2 separate regions of the Mus musculus genome follow, and region 2 is linked to region 1. The links are chromatin loops, found by intact Hi-C in ENCODE. Cell type or tissue: left cerebral cortex. All regions are shown on one strand.

Region 1 (8,000 bases):
GCTACTGTTGGAAGAAAACGTAGCTCTGCCACAGGGAACATGATGGTGACTGTTCAAGGACACCCTTGTTCTTCCTGGATGTGATAGAATCATCTGGTGCCTTTGGTACCAGTATGTGCGCAGGATGACACTTCTCAAATCATGGCCTATGGACCAGCTACAAGGTACCGTTTGCCACCTGAAAAAATGTACAGTCAGAGGCGACTGACACTGCTACTGGATCAGAAGTCCTGGCACTAGTGTGTGCTTTTAGTAAGTCCTCAAGGTAATTCTGAAGAATATTGAGAAAAAGTTATGTACAAAGAGATCAAAACCATATGTTGTGTTTGATTATTACAGCTAATGAAGGCGTGGGGTCAGCTCCAGCTGACCCTCATCAGGCCTCAAGACTCTGCTTAGGAATGAACACCGGGACTTGCTTTGACCAAGTAAGATTTAGTGCCAGAGTCTGTCTTTACAGAACATTGGTTTTCTGTGCTTAATTAGAACAGCATAATGAACAGTGCTCCTGAAGATGATACCCAGGCCTGTGCGCATGCAGTCCCTGCAAACACACACACACACACACACACACACACACACACACACACACACACACACACACGTACCATACACACCACATTAAAAAAGATAGAACAACTTTGAATCCCCAGCCCCTTTCTAAATCATTTCCAGAATCTATAAGTCCTTTCCTTAGTAAAATAGTCAATGACTTTTGTTTATAATGGCTGTGTCTTCCTTTTGAAGACGGGAACTCTTAGGTCCCCCATGACTTGCATGGCTTTGGCTGGAAAACCAGCCTGCCTTCATTCATCTTATACTAAAGTCAAACTAGGTTCATTCTGTCTATGATTAAATGTCTGTCTCTCAAGGATGGGGCTATGCCCAACCTTTGACCTTAACTACAAATGGTGCTGGACTTCCTGTCCCAGGAAATGGCATCCGTCCTTTTGCTTCAGAAGGTTATTATGACCATCCGTTGTTATGACTACCTTATGACCACCTTGCAATCATAAGCATAACTAACGTGCTATGCGTACGTTCTGTTCCTGTAATCCCACCTATTTTGCCCAACAAAGACTCCATTTGGAAAACCCCTAATCCTGAGCTATAAAAATCTTGCCTTCCTCAAGTCCAAAGCTGAACTCAAGTTTGATTTAATTAATTGCTTGCTTTAATTAGAGCATGATGATTTGGGTAAGTGGTATTCTTCCTCATATCTTTGGGATTAACATGGAATTGACCTGACTGGAACATGGGAAGGTGAAGAAAGGATAGACACAGAATCATAGACTAGTTGGGATAGGGTGGACCATGAGCTCTGATGGAGACTAACTAGCATCCCGGAAACTCAGTGGGTTTTTCTTATACATCTGATTAGAAGAGTTGAGCTTATTGTACACAGCTGAAAACTAGGAGGCAGGCTCAACCTCAGGAAGAAGTCTATCAGGGATTGGTCTCAGGCTGCAGACATCAGGGAAGAGGAAGCTATGGTCCATACTTTCAGCACACACGCACACTGTCATCATCTGCACAAACCGGGGAAAGTCTTTGCCATTTCTCTGAGCCTAGCCCAGGAATTCACGTCATTCCCATGAGTCTTTAACAGGGTCATACTCATGTCAATAATACACATTCACTGAGCACTTCATCCACTCCCCACACTTATGTCTGTTTGCCTTTTGGTTTTTTGTTTTGTTTTTTAGTTTTTGGTTTTTCAAGACAGGGTTTCTCTGTATAGCCCTGGCTGTCCTGGAACTCACTTTGTAGACCAAGCTGGCCTTGAACTCAGAAATCTGCTTGCCTCTGCCTCCTGAGTGCTGGGATCAAAGGCGTGTGCCCCCACGCCCAGCTTTGGTTTTGTTTTGTTTTGTTTGTTTGTTTGTCTTTTAATGTTAAAAGTCTGGTAGGTTTTGATCTTTTGCAAACAGCACACAGTTAGCAGCTGAGTGTAAGAGATTAAGTACATAAATCTACTTCTTACTCTTGGACAATTCTTTAGAAGAATTGTAACACTGCCATCCCAAGCCTTGCATTAGCTTGAATTGCTGGGCAGCCTTGGGCGAGCTACAGAGCATCTCTTAGAGTCAGTTCGCAGATGCTAAGAGCAAGGGGCTAATTAGCCCTGTCCACACAATGGCTGTGAAGTTAGTCCAGTAGAAAGAGATGCAGCAGGAAGTGTGCCTGCCACTCAATGAGCTTCTCTCAGTAAGGTACTCAATAACCTCCACTCCCCACCCCCACCCCCATCATTGGAGCACCCCTAGGGAAAGTCTGCAGCCTGGGCATGGCCCAGACTCTTCTGGAAACCCATAAAAACAGCACAACCATTATTATCGGAACCACTCTGGGCCAAGGGAAGATCAGAAAACATTCCAGCCTGGAGGAGAATGGCTAAAACATTAGGTGGTTACAGGAATACATTAAAGACTTTCCATCAAAACTGGGAAATAGCTTTGCAAATTGGTGTCTGATTCCACAATAAAAACTGCTCTAATCCTTGGGGTGAGCAATTGGCTTAGAGCAAATCTTCTTAGCTTTCCCAAATGTCAATCCCATGAAAGCATCCTGCACGCTGAGTATATTATCACCAGCAAGAAACAGATCGGAAGCAGCGGATGTCAACGTCTAACTGTCCTAGGAGATAAACTGCAGCTTCTGGTAAACGGAGGAAATTTATGCCGGAGTATTTGCTGAAGGCCAAATTGGTCCCTGTGGTACGTGCAGCATTTCTGAAGGAAGAAAAAAAATGTTTTTCTCCCTAAATAATTTCCTGACTTAAGGCAATTATTTCTATAATGTATCTGTTATTGGGATGATCCTGACACTCCCCCAGGACCTGCAGGAATAAGAGGATTTTTCCAATGTGTGCCAACACTGAAAGAGAAGGAAGGTATCTTGACTTTGGTTAAAAGAGGCAAGCAGAGAATAACCTTTATATCAGAGAAAAGGTAATTTGGGGTTTACCGAACACCCGCTGTGTGCCAAGCGCCTGGGTAAATGTTACCCATGCTAACCTTATCCTTCCAGCGGGTCTGTGAAGAGGAAGTTATCCCTCTCGTTTTTTAGCATCCATGGGCCCTATGGCTCTGAGAAGTTCGATGGTATGCAGAGAGCCCTACAGCACACAGTTGACAGCAGCACAGCAGAAGGCTCTCTTCTAGACAGTAGCAATGATGTCCCGTGCTAGGTAGTTCTTATGACCCTCTATTTCCTCTGCATTTTTCTTCATTATCCTTTGTATCCAGGGAAGCTGGCCCAACTCACCTTCCTTTGCTTTCTGTTGTCTTTGGTGGGTGAGGAGTCTGGTCAGGAAGGCAGAGGCTCCTGAGACAACAGTGTGAGTGAGTGGTCCCTGTGACTCCTTCCTGCTCTATCTCTTACTGGCCTACGCTCCCCACACAGAGTATCTACTCTAGGTCTTGAGAACTCTCCTTTCCTCTGAGAGCCCGACACAGCACTCACATCTCCTCAGAGCCTCAGTTTGAGTGTGCCATGGATTTATCTCGCATTTGAGCTGGCCCAGCTTGGAAGATTCTCAAAGCTTAGAAATGAATTCTCCTCCACATTGTTACTAATTTAAGTAAAATTGTTGAAAAACAGACATGTCCCGATTCTCCTTCAGGGTTCCATGCAGATAGTGCTTGGTTCAGTGTTGGGAGTGTCTCGGTCTCTACTTCCTGCTCACTGAGAGAAGAGGGTTTTAGGACCAGAAGCACGCCACTGGGCCATATGTGTTTCCTGAAAGATGACATTCAGAGCTGAGGAAAAAAAAAGTAACAAGCTGACATTTGTATAACATTCTATAGCTTTACTTTCATTACTTTCTATTTAAGGATATATTACAGGATGGATGCACAGAGGGGAAAAAAAGCTGAACACAAATCAACAGTAAGGTTATCTTTTAAAAGGCTGAATTCCTACCAAGACACAGCCGCCGCCCCTGAACTATCTCATACAGCTAGTGAGACAAGTCTACTTTGGCAGAGCCAGCTAAATCCTGCTTTCTGCGTGACTCATCACAAAAGCTGTCAGGACAATGAGGAGGAACTAGAAGCTACATATTAAACAGGACAGATCGGAAGAGTATTTGTTCACGTATTAATTATATCAGAAGGAATACAACCTCTGATGATCAGCAAACAATAGTCCTAACGTTGTCAGGAGTGTCTCTCTGGGAAGTCTAATGCCATGTATAAACAGGCAATGATTTTTTTTTAAAGATCCATTTTGTCGTGCTTCTAAATTTGAGTGACAAGACATTTTGGAACCATCATATTTCCAGAAGGTTGGCATTCTATTATTAGATAATTACAGTACTTAACATGAGAAAGGATGGTAGGAATGATATTTTAAATATATTTCCATGATTATGAGATGTCTCTTTTCATCTCTAGGAAGCTGTCTTACCTCAATGTCTACTTCAGCTGATATTAATTGTACCATGCCAAATTATGTCGTTATCTGTACTGGAAAATCAGCCTTTTATTTTTAACCTTTCGGTTATGTGTAACTGGAGAGACACATATAGGTGGATCTTACTTTTAAATCAGGATGACAGATTTTTGTCTTTACATTGGATTGCAGATATGTTTAAAGTGATTAAGGATCCAGTTAAGCACAACATCTTGCTCCTGGGTGTGGTTCATTTTTTTCTCTTTTTTTGCCTTTTTTTGGATTATGAAAGCATTTTTTATTATTCCTTTATTAGCTTTTTGGCTGTACATTCTTACATAATTCTTTCTGTAGTTACCATAGAGATAACAATATGTAATTTTTTCCCTATGCATTGCAGCTTTATCTCCCATGAGCTATTTGGAGCTTCCTGCTTCTTGGCTACAGCGAGGTCCTCTGTAATTTGTAATCTTGCTGTTCTCACCCGCTTCTTACAGTTGCCACTACTAAAACACCAGGGACTGAATTTACATGGTGGTCACAGTCAGCTGGCTTCTATGCGAAGTCACATGTTTACCTTTCGAGGCTGCATGTGAGATCCTTCTTCAGCCTGAACAACTCCCTGGTGCTTCCTCTGAGTCTCTGCCATTGGTATTGGCTCCTGTGGGGTTTCATTTGTCTGAGAACACCTTAAACTAAACCTTTTAACATCTGTACTGTAGGATGACTTGCGTAAGACAAAATTCACCCATGTTAAATGTGAAATCTGATGAGTTTGTGGGTGTTCGCATAGTCTCGTAGCCACCTCCCCATCAGTGAGGATCACTAATTTCTCATCACTCTGTGTGTAAGTTTGTGTCCACCGTTTCCTTGCCCATCCTTGCCTCAGGAAACCACTGAGCTGAGGTGCAAGGTGCTGTCATCTTGCCACTTTCAGAGCTTTTTTTCACTGGGCATTAGGCTCCCGCCTTCTGTGACTGGTTTCTCTCAGTTGGCATTCAGTTTCTGGGATCCCTTAGCAGTTCATTCTTTAAAGTAATGAATGGGTGGAAAAGTAGCTCGGGACTAGAGTCCTGCCTAACATCCTCAAGGCATCAACAGCCCCTCAGACAGTCACCATCACTGTGACAAGTTTTCTTTTCATACATATACTATCTTTTGATTATCCCACTTACTGGATGGCTGACTGTGGTACAGGCCTGGCCTCTCAGTCAAACAGGTCCATCTTGGGGCATTCAGCTTTGCTCATCTGTGAGACTCGTTGACTGTTTGCCACCAGACAAGAGCAAGGAAGCTCATGAAACCTTCAGTTGAGCATCCAACCACTCCCTACCACCTATGTGTGCAACTCTGTCCTGACTCCCCATGGCCTGGGGTGGGGCTGGAGTGTATAGCCCAAGGAAGACTAGGGGAGGGAACACAATTTAAATGGAGTCATCATGGAAGTGGAAATTTTTGGTTTCTTTGGAAACTCGGTTGTGTCACATGATGTTTTTCTGGAGAGGATATTTGGCTGAAGCAGACATGTGAGAGGATGTTTGGCTGAAGCAGACATGTGAGAGGATGTTTGGCTGAAGCAGACATGTGAGAGGATGTTTGGCTGAAGCAGACATGTGAGAGGATGTTTGGCTGAAGCAGACATGTGAGAGGATGTTTGGCTGAAGCAGACATGTGAGAGGATGTTTGGCTGAAGCAGACATGTGAGAGGATGTTTGGCTGAAGCAGACTTGTGAGAGGATGTTTGGCTGAAGCAGACATGTGAGAGGATGTTTGGCTGAAGCAGACATGTGAGAGGATGTTTGGCTGAAGCAGACTTGTGAGAGGATGTTTGGCTGAAGCAGACATGTGATGTTTCTCTGGAAGTTGTTTTGTGAGAGGGGATGTGATATTTTGCTGGAGCAGATGCTTGAGAGGGTACATGATGTTTAAAGAGAATATAAATATAACCCCACAGAGGGGGAGATGACACTCTTGCATTGGTTCACCTTGCAAGGCTTTGCTGGTCTTCTCTCGTCTTCACTTGTTATGACTTCATAGACACACACACACACACAAAGAGCTTCTCGTGATATTTTGGCTATTTCTTGCAACTCCCTCAGACTCTGTAGCAGGAACAGGGACACCTCTATGTAAACACTGGGGGCCACACAGCCACAAAAAGCATCTCCTACAGAAAAACCTGAATGATTGCCTGAGAGACCAAAGATTGCTGGTGCCCCGACAATGCCAGCCAATTGGGAACTGTTGTTTAGAAGAACTGCTTTCTTGGGACCAATGGGGGCTCGGGTAGAGAGACTTGAAGGAACTTGAAGCAGTGTTCAGAGAGCTTTCTGCAGCTTTTCTTACCTGCTAAAGGGCAGGTAGAGTCAGGTGGGTGAACAGTCCAGGACACAGGCACCTAGCGTGGCCAATGAACTACGTCATCCTCCTCATTATTTGTGGCTGCTTGCAAGCAACATTTTTTGGGGCTAATTTTTCTCAGGGAAAATTTAAACAATGGCATTGATTGCTTACAAGTTAATCTGTTTCTTCTTTGCTGAGATTTATAGTTTGTGATTTTGAGAAAAGGACATATGACATCTAAGCTAGTGAAATTTTACCCTATAGTGTTTATCTTAGTTAGGATTTCCATGACTGTGAAGAGACACCATGACTAAGGCAACTCTTATAAAGGACAACATTTAATTGGACCTGGCTTACAGGCTCTGAGGTTCAGTCCACTATTGTCATGGCAGGAAGCATGGCAATATCTAGGCAGTCATGGTGCTGGAGAAGGAGCTGAGAGTTAGTTCTACATCTTGTTCCAAAGGCAAACAGGAGAAGATTGACTTCCAGGAAGCTAGAAGAAGGGTCTCAAAGTACACTCCCACAGTAACACACTTCTTCCAACAAGGCTACACCTACTCCAAGGCCACACTTCCTAATAGTGCCACTCCTTGGATCAAGTATATTCAAACCACTGCAATATTGTTCATGATATTCCTTTATTATTATTCTCATTCCCCCTTATCCCCTCCCTACCTTCCTTTCTGTCTGCCTGAAGCTTTGTCAGTTTTATCAAACCTTGCTTTTATGAATTTTTCTCTCTTGGCTTCCTATTTCCTATGTCACCGACTTTACACTGCCCTTTTTCTTCCTTTTGCTGGGTTTTGCTTTATTTTGAACTCCATCTCCAGTTTCTAAAGTGGAAGTGTAGCTTGTTGACTTGAAGAATTGCTTCGTAGCTAATGTGTTTCCTGAGGCAAGGTCTTACCATGTAGCCCAGGCTAGCTTGGAATTCATGCTCCTATCTGAGCCTCCTGAATGCTAGGATTACAGGGTAAACCATCATACTCTTCACATTCACAAATTTTGACATGTTGAAGATTCATTTTTGTTCATGTCTAAATATTTCCTCAGTTTTTGCTTTTGATAGTCAAATACATCTTAAAGAACTCAGAAAAAAAAAGTTCGTTTCTTTGGTATGCCCGGGTATATGCCACTCTGTCCTATGACTTTGTTCTTTTATTTTAAATTTAATTTTATTTGTAATTCATTTTTTACACTCCATATTCCATTCCCTGCCCCTCCCCTCCCACCCTCCAACTGCTCCACATCCCACACCT
Region 2 (8,000 bases), 72 kb before region 1:
CCTTTAGCATCACAGCAAGTAGTTTATTTGCTACAGGACAAACAGGAGATCATTTTGCTAGCTGATGTGTAAGCTGCAAGTGCTCTTTCTGAAGCTGTAGTTGGGGGTGGGGGTGGGGGTGGAAGGTTTACTCTGTAGATTAATGAACAATTCTATAGAATGCAGAGGCACTCCCAACCCTCCCCAGCCTGGCAGATACTAACCTAGTGGTTAACTACATGCATGTGAGGAGATGTAAATGACATTAAGCAGTGTAGCTTCCTAGGGACAAAGCCCTGACAGTCTGCTAGCATGGCATGCCTAACAGCTAAGCACAGCGCATCTGTCTGTGGAGCTGTTATTGGCTCTCCACACTACCGTCTCAAGAGACACATTCCCAGCTCATGGCTCAAGTGTGGATTCCTTGCTGGAGTGAGTGATCTCCTCGGTAAATCTGTCCCTTGTATATGTAATTTATCATAATGAATTCCTAGACCCAGAATGCAGAGTAAAACTAAGCCAGGGTGCATAGGGGGACACTTGGACACTTACTAAGATTGTCCTTTTGAAGCTGGCAGTTGGGCTGTGTGTCTCCTCTAGCCTGTCATGTCAGAGGAACTAATATACATTCCTCAAGACTCCAGGGGCACACAAACTTATACCTGGAATTCTCTATACTACCCTTGGTCCCCCAATTGCATAACCCCCCCCCCAAATAGTGGTCATTTCAGTAGAAGGGGCATGGAAAGAGAGAGCAGGCCAAGGGATGAATATTAGTAGAAGCCTTCCCTCTGCTGCTGCCCCAACTAGAGCCTACTTCTGTCCAATATGTGTATATCTAGAGCCGTGTGCAGAGCTCTGAAGAGCATGTGGGTGTGTGCTCACATGGGTGGGGCATTATTCTGATGGAGGCTGGCTGCAGGGACATCCTGGAGGTAAAATAGGGAAACTACAAAGGGAACAAACAGCAGCAGTGTTACTCTGAGGTGACAAGTATAAGGGCATTGAAAATACAGAAACAATGTAATACTTGGCCTTAGTGAGATTTAGTAGCAGTTTCTCATATCCAACCAAATAGAATTTATACACTAGCATTAAGAACATCACAGCCATCCTTACCCAAGAAGGAACAGCTCTGCTTCTGAAAGCTGACTCCAAAAGCTTTGGGCTTTTTCAAAAACCAATAGAATTTGTAAAACAATCGTAGCTTTTAAAAAAGTGAAATAAATCTTTAGGTTTGATTATTAAAGCAAAGAGCACCAAGAAAATTCTCTGTGTCTTCTATGTCTCTCTCTCTCTCTTTTTGAGAATTCAACAATATTTGCACAACGTAGCAGATCTAAATTTTACTAAAATGGACTCATGCCAAAAGACTAGAAATACCATACTTGAGTGTTTGCTGAATGTTCTTATAGTTAACAAGGAAAAAACCCTCCACTGCAAGCATCATTAACTGCAACTATAGTGTGTAAAATGTATTCCAAGTCACGTCTCCCACGGAGAGGGGTTAATTTACTTTTTTCACCCATGAGTAAAGATGTAGTATTTAACACGTGCATTAAAACTTGCCAAGTGTTATCTGGAAGGGCAGGCAACAAAGGCTTGGTTGATTAAAAGATAATAATCCTTAGGACAGTGAAGTTATGAAATGTGCGGTTGTGGCTCCTGCCTGGGCTCCCTCTTCACTGTCCGTGTGTCCTGACTTCACAGCCTCTCTTCTGCACCAGCTCCCCTGGTTTTCATGCCTCAGCACTTTGCCTCTTTCTCTGCAGGTTTTTCCTGGGAACTGAATGTTCTTCCATAGAGCTCCAGTGGGAAATTGCAGTGAGGGGCCCTTACTACCTGGAGTGAGCTGTTCTCTGCTGTGCAGTGGGATGAGGAGGCTGGAGTGAGGAGTAGGTTACTTAGAACAGATCGCAGACCTTGAGACTCACAGTCTCGTGCTGATGAGACACAGATTCCTTACTTCTGCAAACGGTTCTGTCTTTTCACAAAGTGGTTGGCAATTCCTAAGCTGGCTGAGAAATTAACCAGGAATTCACTTCATCTATCACAGAAGAGTAGCTCTCTTTTTATTGACTGACTAATTAATTATTATTATTATTTTTTTTTGGTTTGGTTTTTCAAGACAGGGTTTCTCTCTGTAGCCCTGGCTGTCCTGGAACTCTTTGTAGACCAGGCTAGTTTCGAACTCACAGAGATCCATCTGCCTCTGCCTCCTGAGTGCTGGGAACAAAGGCATGTGCCACCACTGCCTGGCTATTTTATCATCATCTTAATCATCAGGGTCTCACTGTTTAGCCCTAGCTGTTATGAAACTCACTAGGTAGACCAGGCTGGCTTTGAACTCACAAAGCTCTACCTGCCTTTGCTTCCCACGTGTTGGAATTAAAGGTGAGAGCCACTGGCTAACGGTGTTGAGGGCCATCACAAGGATGGAGGAGCATTCTTTAACCAGAGTTAAAAACCGAGGCTATTTCCTCCACTCAAAGAAAATGGCTGAGGGGCAAACGGGGCTCAAGGCGTATCTGAAAGGTAGAGGGAGGGGGTCACATACTGATCCACTTCCAAAGCTAATCAGTTATCTGAACACGGGCCATTTAATGAGTTTCCTTAACTTTGTTCCCTGCTCTGTAAAACGGAACTAACAAAGCCCAACTCACAGGGCTGAGAGGCTTTAAAAGAAATGCTAGAAGTGATCCGAGCAGACACAAAACACTTGGTAAAATCCTAAGCCCTCATGTTTGTAAGCGGGCCAGGTAGTGATGAATTGTCTGGAGTCTGGAGCCAGACGGCTTGGGTTTGCATCTTGCCCTCACTACTATAACTTATTTTGTAAGTTGCACAAACTTCCCTGACTCAGTTCCCCTATGATTAAAGTAGAATCTTAATACAAGTAGTAGCTACCTAATAAATACTTGCTGCTTTTATTTCTCTAGAAATAAAAATAGACTGCTTCTACCTCAATCAGTGATACAGTGAATTAAAGGAACACACACCAGTACAGTGTGTGCGTGTGTGTGTGTGTGTGTGTGTGTGTGTGTGTGTGTGTGTGTGTTTAAAGTCCTGAAGACTGTGTGCATTTATTAATTCTGGGATTGACTCAAGCTGTGATGCAAAGGGTGGGGCTAAACTGTAAAGTGAAAGAAAAACTCTGAGGGGCTATAAACCACCCACCAGGGAGCTATTTCTTTTGTAATGTGCATTCCATTTCTTCTCTCTCATGCGTTTTAATTCTTTCCACATTTCCTGCCACAATTATCAAATGTTTAGTTTCTGACCTCACTTTTCTGGAGACTGGAGCCCAGGGAATTTAGAATTGTTTATTTTCTGTCCCTAAACCTTTGAGTTAATGGAGGGGCTTGTGCCATAGGGTTTGTTGGTTTGTTTGTAGTGTCTCAGGAAGGTCACTGGAGTTGAAAAGAAAACAAGAGAGAGAGAGAGAGAGAGAGAGAGAGAGAGAGAGAGAGAGAGAGACTCTACATATTTTAGCTGGAAACCAGAGGCCCCCAAAGGGTAGAGCCGCAGATTCCTGCATTTGCTCAACCGAGTTTAAGGGGAAATTTGGATTATAAAAGACTCTTATAGGGCCCAGATAATAACAATGACAACAACAAAAATCCAGGACATTTTACAAAGAAGAAAATGCATTTCAGGAAATCTCAATTCACTCTATGAAGAAGAAAGGAAATTTCATTTTGCTGTTAAAAAAAAAAACTTTTAAGTGCCCCCCCCCCCCCCCCCCGGCTAGGAAAGACTTGGAAAGAAAAAGTCCGTAACTATTCTGTTTCCTCTGAAGTGAACAGAACTCAAGGCGCCTTTTTGAACTCTGCGGCTGCTCTGGCCGCCGCCTCTGCTCCTATCCACCCAGTCTGTCCTCTCTCCCCACTCCCCAGCCTCCCTCCATATTAGGCGTGGTGGGGCTCCAGCTTTTGGCCCAAACTATTTCAAGAATTGAGATCTAAGTTTGTTAGGTAGAATTTCTGCTCCTAGCGTGCCAGAATCCCACTCCATCGTAAGGCTGGGGGACCTTCAGTCCCACCCCCAGAGAGCATCCCTAGAGTGCACACTCGACCGCTGGGGCGCAAACCCCAGAGACCGGTCACCTACCTCGCCGTGGACCAGGGCGATGGTCACCAGCGAGAGCGCCAGCCATCGTTTCCACATCTGCGGAAGAGAGAAGAGGGTGAGAGTGAAGGCGCTGGGCCCCGCTCAGACCCTAGAAACTTCTTCGGGTCCCACAGATTCATCCCCCTCCTCCCAGCACCCTCGGTGCCCGCAGCGGCCCGGCCTCTGCACCGCGCTCACCGTGCTCGGGTCCGGGACTCCGGAGGACACTGGGCAGGGTGGCGGCAGCGAGTTAGAGGCGAAGGTGGGAGCGTCGCTTATCACCAGGCTCCGAGGAAGTCCGACCTGGGCTCGCCGCCCCTTAAGACCCCTCCTTCCCCGCCCTCCGGCCCCCCAGCTCCTCCCTATTCTCCTCCCCTTCTGCAGCGCTGCCCCCGCGGCTCCCGCTGCGCTCCCTCCTCCCGGCCCCCGCCAGTAGCCCAGGAGCGTCCATGCACCGCAGGCATCCCCGTCCTCTCCTAGACCCCAACCAAGAATCTTCAGATATCTCAAGAGAAGGCACTGGGTGTCCGTGTCTCAGGGGACCCTGAAACAAAGGCGGGGGAAATCACAGAAATCCCACGCCCGGGAGGGGCGCTGGCCTGCGGCAGCGGGGGGGTGGGTGGGGGTGGGTAACAGAAGGAACTCGCTGAGGACTGCAGTGACAACCAGATGGACAGTACAGTGGGCATCCATGCCAGGGCTGGGACTCGAACCTAAGCATCCCAGAGCCACCCTTCCTTGTTGAAAGGGAAAAGGGAGAGTAGAGGATGTGAAGGTATTACTACAGCCCAAGAAGGAAGCAGGCATAGGAGCCCAAGATGGGCTGGTGAGCAGAAAGCTACTTTGCGGTCAACTGTGGGTGTACTAGGGAGAGGGGGCAAGTGCCCTGCTCTGCAGCATTTTTATATGCTTCCCTCCAACCCAGGAACTCTAACCCCTCTCCATCTCACCAATCTCCCGTTAGCACCTTGGCCATTTCTGGAAAAGTCCCTCTTTGAGCCTTTGATCTCCACCAGTGTTTCTTTCCCCAGAGGTCTTCAAAGGTGTGCCGCCCCTATAATAAGAGTGTGGATCCCCAATCTCTTTCCTGCCCTGGCTTCCCTATCTCTGGCGGTCAAAAATAAATCTCTGTGTGACACATTTCAACCTCTGGTTGCCGACTCCCACTTTCTACCTGCTCAGCCCATTCTTGACAGCACTGAAAACTAACCGCCATGTTCTTTCGCTCTGGGGTTTAGACAGTACCGTGTCACATCTTCATTCACTGAGATACTTCATCCACTTTCTTCTCCCACACCAAATCCAACCTTTCTGCCTTCCTTGTAAGCACTCCATTTCACCCCGTGGCCGAACCTTTTCGTCTTCTCTTCACCTTCTTTGCCACACACCCCGATGCTCTCATCATACCAGGTATCATGGTGTGCTCTGAACTTGTCTTAGTTTATCGTCTACCGAGGTCTGCTGAATACCTACAGCTGAAGGTTTCAAAATTATGCCTAAATTCCACACTGAGATAGCCCGAGTGCTACACAGATGGAAACAAAAATGTAAACTCTGTTATGGGTCATATTGGAATGTTGGCCATGGCTTTAAAACAGCAGGGGCTGCAATGGGTTTGCTACTGCTGAACCCCAGAATCAAACACACCCCATAGGTACAGGGAGAGTTGGAAAACCTGCTTGTGTAAAAATTAGCTGCATGAAAAAGCAAAATTAATGAATAAAAATAAATAAATAAATAGTCACTGCCCTCTATACTTAAGAGGGGTGTGCTAGTTAGTTTTGATTGTTGAGTTGACATAGCCTGAAGCTAAGAGAAGAATTGCCTATTAGACGGGCCTATGTCTGTGGAGGCATTGACTTGATAGTTGATGTTGGAGGACCTAGCCCACTGTGGGTGGTGCCATTCTGTAGGCACCTGGTCCTGGGCTAGAAAGCTAGCTATGCATGAGCCTGCAAGCAAGCCTGCAAGCAGCATCCCTCCCAGATTTCTGCTCCAGGTTCCCACTTGGGGATCTTTCTGCTGTGACTCTCCTCAGTGATGGACTGTGACCTCTGAGATGAAATACACTCCCCCTAAGTTGCTTTTGGTCGATGTCTTTTATCACAGCAACAGAAAGGAAAATAGAACACAGAGAGAATGATGCATTCTTTGAAGCTCAGCAGTCAGGTGTTACATGCCTTCCTATTTGTTGGATCAAGATGAACAGAGCATAAATGCCCCCCATTGGCTACCCTGCCTGTCATTGTGCTAGATTTGAAGAAATGAGCTTGGATGTACTAAGGTTTGCTTCTGTCCTCTAATAACACCATTGTGTGCCCTCAAAACTTCCTGTGCTTTTCCCATAGGAGGGCTGTCAACATAGCCTAAGCGGTTTCTCACAGATATCTCCTGCTTACAAGGAGGCCATTTCTTTACGGAAAGTCTCTTGATTGCTTTCAGAACTGAAAATGAGTTTCTTTGCATCTCTTGCTTGCCCTTTTCTTGACAACAGCTTGGGGGTAGTAGAAAATACTTAAGTTTGAAGTCAAAACCAACCTGGCTTTCTATACTGGCATTGCACTTACCAGCTGCTAACCTTTGCCCTCTCCCAGCCTAGGTTCTAGCATCTGACAAATGGCAGTCATGATGCCCTTCAGGGGCCAGTACAATTTAAAGTGGCAGGTTGTAAAAAGTGCCTGGCAGACAGAAAGCAGGGTTCTATAAAGGGTAGAACCATTATTATTTTATCGATCTGCCTTGCATCTAAATGGTAGCCAGTACTATGTGCCAGGGATACCAGAGCTTGCAACATGCCGTATTTTTAGGTAACTGCTACAAGACACTGAAAGCTTTTTAAAGTGATTTCCATCTTCCGATAAGAAAACTGAAGATCAGAAAAACTCAGATATTTTCCCAATAAAATGTCTTGGCATTTTATTGTATACTATTATCTCTGTTTAATATTAGGACATAATTCTCCTTGATTCAGAGTATAGCTATATAATCAACAAACAGAGACAAAAGAGATAAAAGTAACATCAAAACTAATTATAAGAGGGAGTTGGGTTTGGTGAGGGATATTTTCCATTGTGAGTGATAGATATTTATTTAAGTGTCTCTCTATAGAAGCCAATTTGAATAAGTAGCCTGGGATTTATTGACTTCATGTAGCTGAGAAGTGCTGGGACAAGGGCTTGATTTAGGGACTCTTCTCCAAGGAGCTTGCCTGTGTCCCCAGGACCTATGTCTTACTTTTTTTTTAAAACTTTCAGCAGTCATTTCTTTCCCAGGATTTGCCGGGTGCTTCCTGAGAGCTACAGTCTGTTCTCAGGGTGAGAAACTGACCCTAGAGGGCTAATGTAGGTGAGGGAGTTAGCGTTTTTTCTGGAGATGTCATAGACATCTTAAGATATGTTTTTAAAGTCCAAGAAGAGGTTTTTTTTTTCTTTTTCCCCCTCTCTCCTTCCTTCCTCCCTCCCTCCCTCCCTCTTTCTTTCTTTCTTTCTTTCTTTCTTTCTTTCTTTCTCTCTCTCTCTCTTTCTCTCTCTCTCTCTTTCTTTCTTTCTTTCTTTCTTTCTTTTTTTCCAGAATCCCACTCTTTGGCCTTAACCAATCCTCTTGTTTTACCCTCCCCAGTACTGTGATTTCATGTGGGAACCACCAGCTCCAAAATGATTTTCTTTGTGTCTCCTTAACTGATCACTGTGACTGGGGGAATCGGCTGACTTAGACGCATGGGGACCCAACCTTAGATCCATCTAAAAACCAGGCTGATTGTGTCTAGAGGTTTAGGGACTGGATGCTCAGAGTAGTTGTGAGTTCACAGCTTGGACTGTGAATTCTGCTCTGAGCTGGTAGGACTGACAAGAGCTAGTTCCCTATAATCGTCTATGATGTACTACAACAAGATCTACTTGCAGTATTATTTG

The links. Hi-C counts contacts between places; a loop is a spot of excess contacts. Peaks named below come from ENCODE experiments on the same cell type or tissue, not always from the same donor. Only the 100,000 strongest peaks of a DNase experiment are listed, where the experiment ranks them.
Region 2: it touches region 1 in a loop (2.2-fold over the local background); 3 of 42 quality-filtered maps call a loop at or near these places.

Annotation. Positions count from the first base shown.
Region 1 is chr16:37,701,017-37,709,016 of GRCm38, reverse strand. No RefSeq gene overlaps it. Among named protein-coding and RNA genes, the nearest start is that of Gm46547, 10 kb to the left of the region's middle. In left cerebral cortex, no CTCF peak of the experiment used is centred here; DNase peaks (open chromatin) are centred at 3,572, 3,981, 4,564 and 4,938; H3K27ac peaks cover 2,947 bases.
Region 2 is chr16:37,773,440-37,781,439 of GRCm38, reverse strand. Fstl1 (follistatin-like 1) reads right to left here and starts at 4,385. Exons shown (of 11, transcript NM_008047.5): 1 at 4,288-4,385; 2 at 4,090-4,146. The coding sequence starts at 4,146. In left cerebral cortex, no CTCF peak of the experiment used is centred here; DNase peaks (open chromatin) are centred at 3,913, 4,003, 4,513, 4,772 and 3 more places; H3K4me3 peaks cover 1,545 bases; H3K27ac peaks cover 1,461 bases.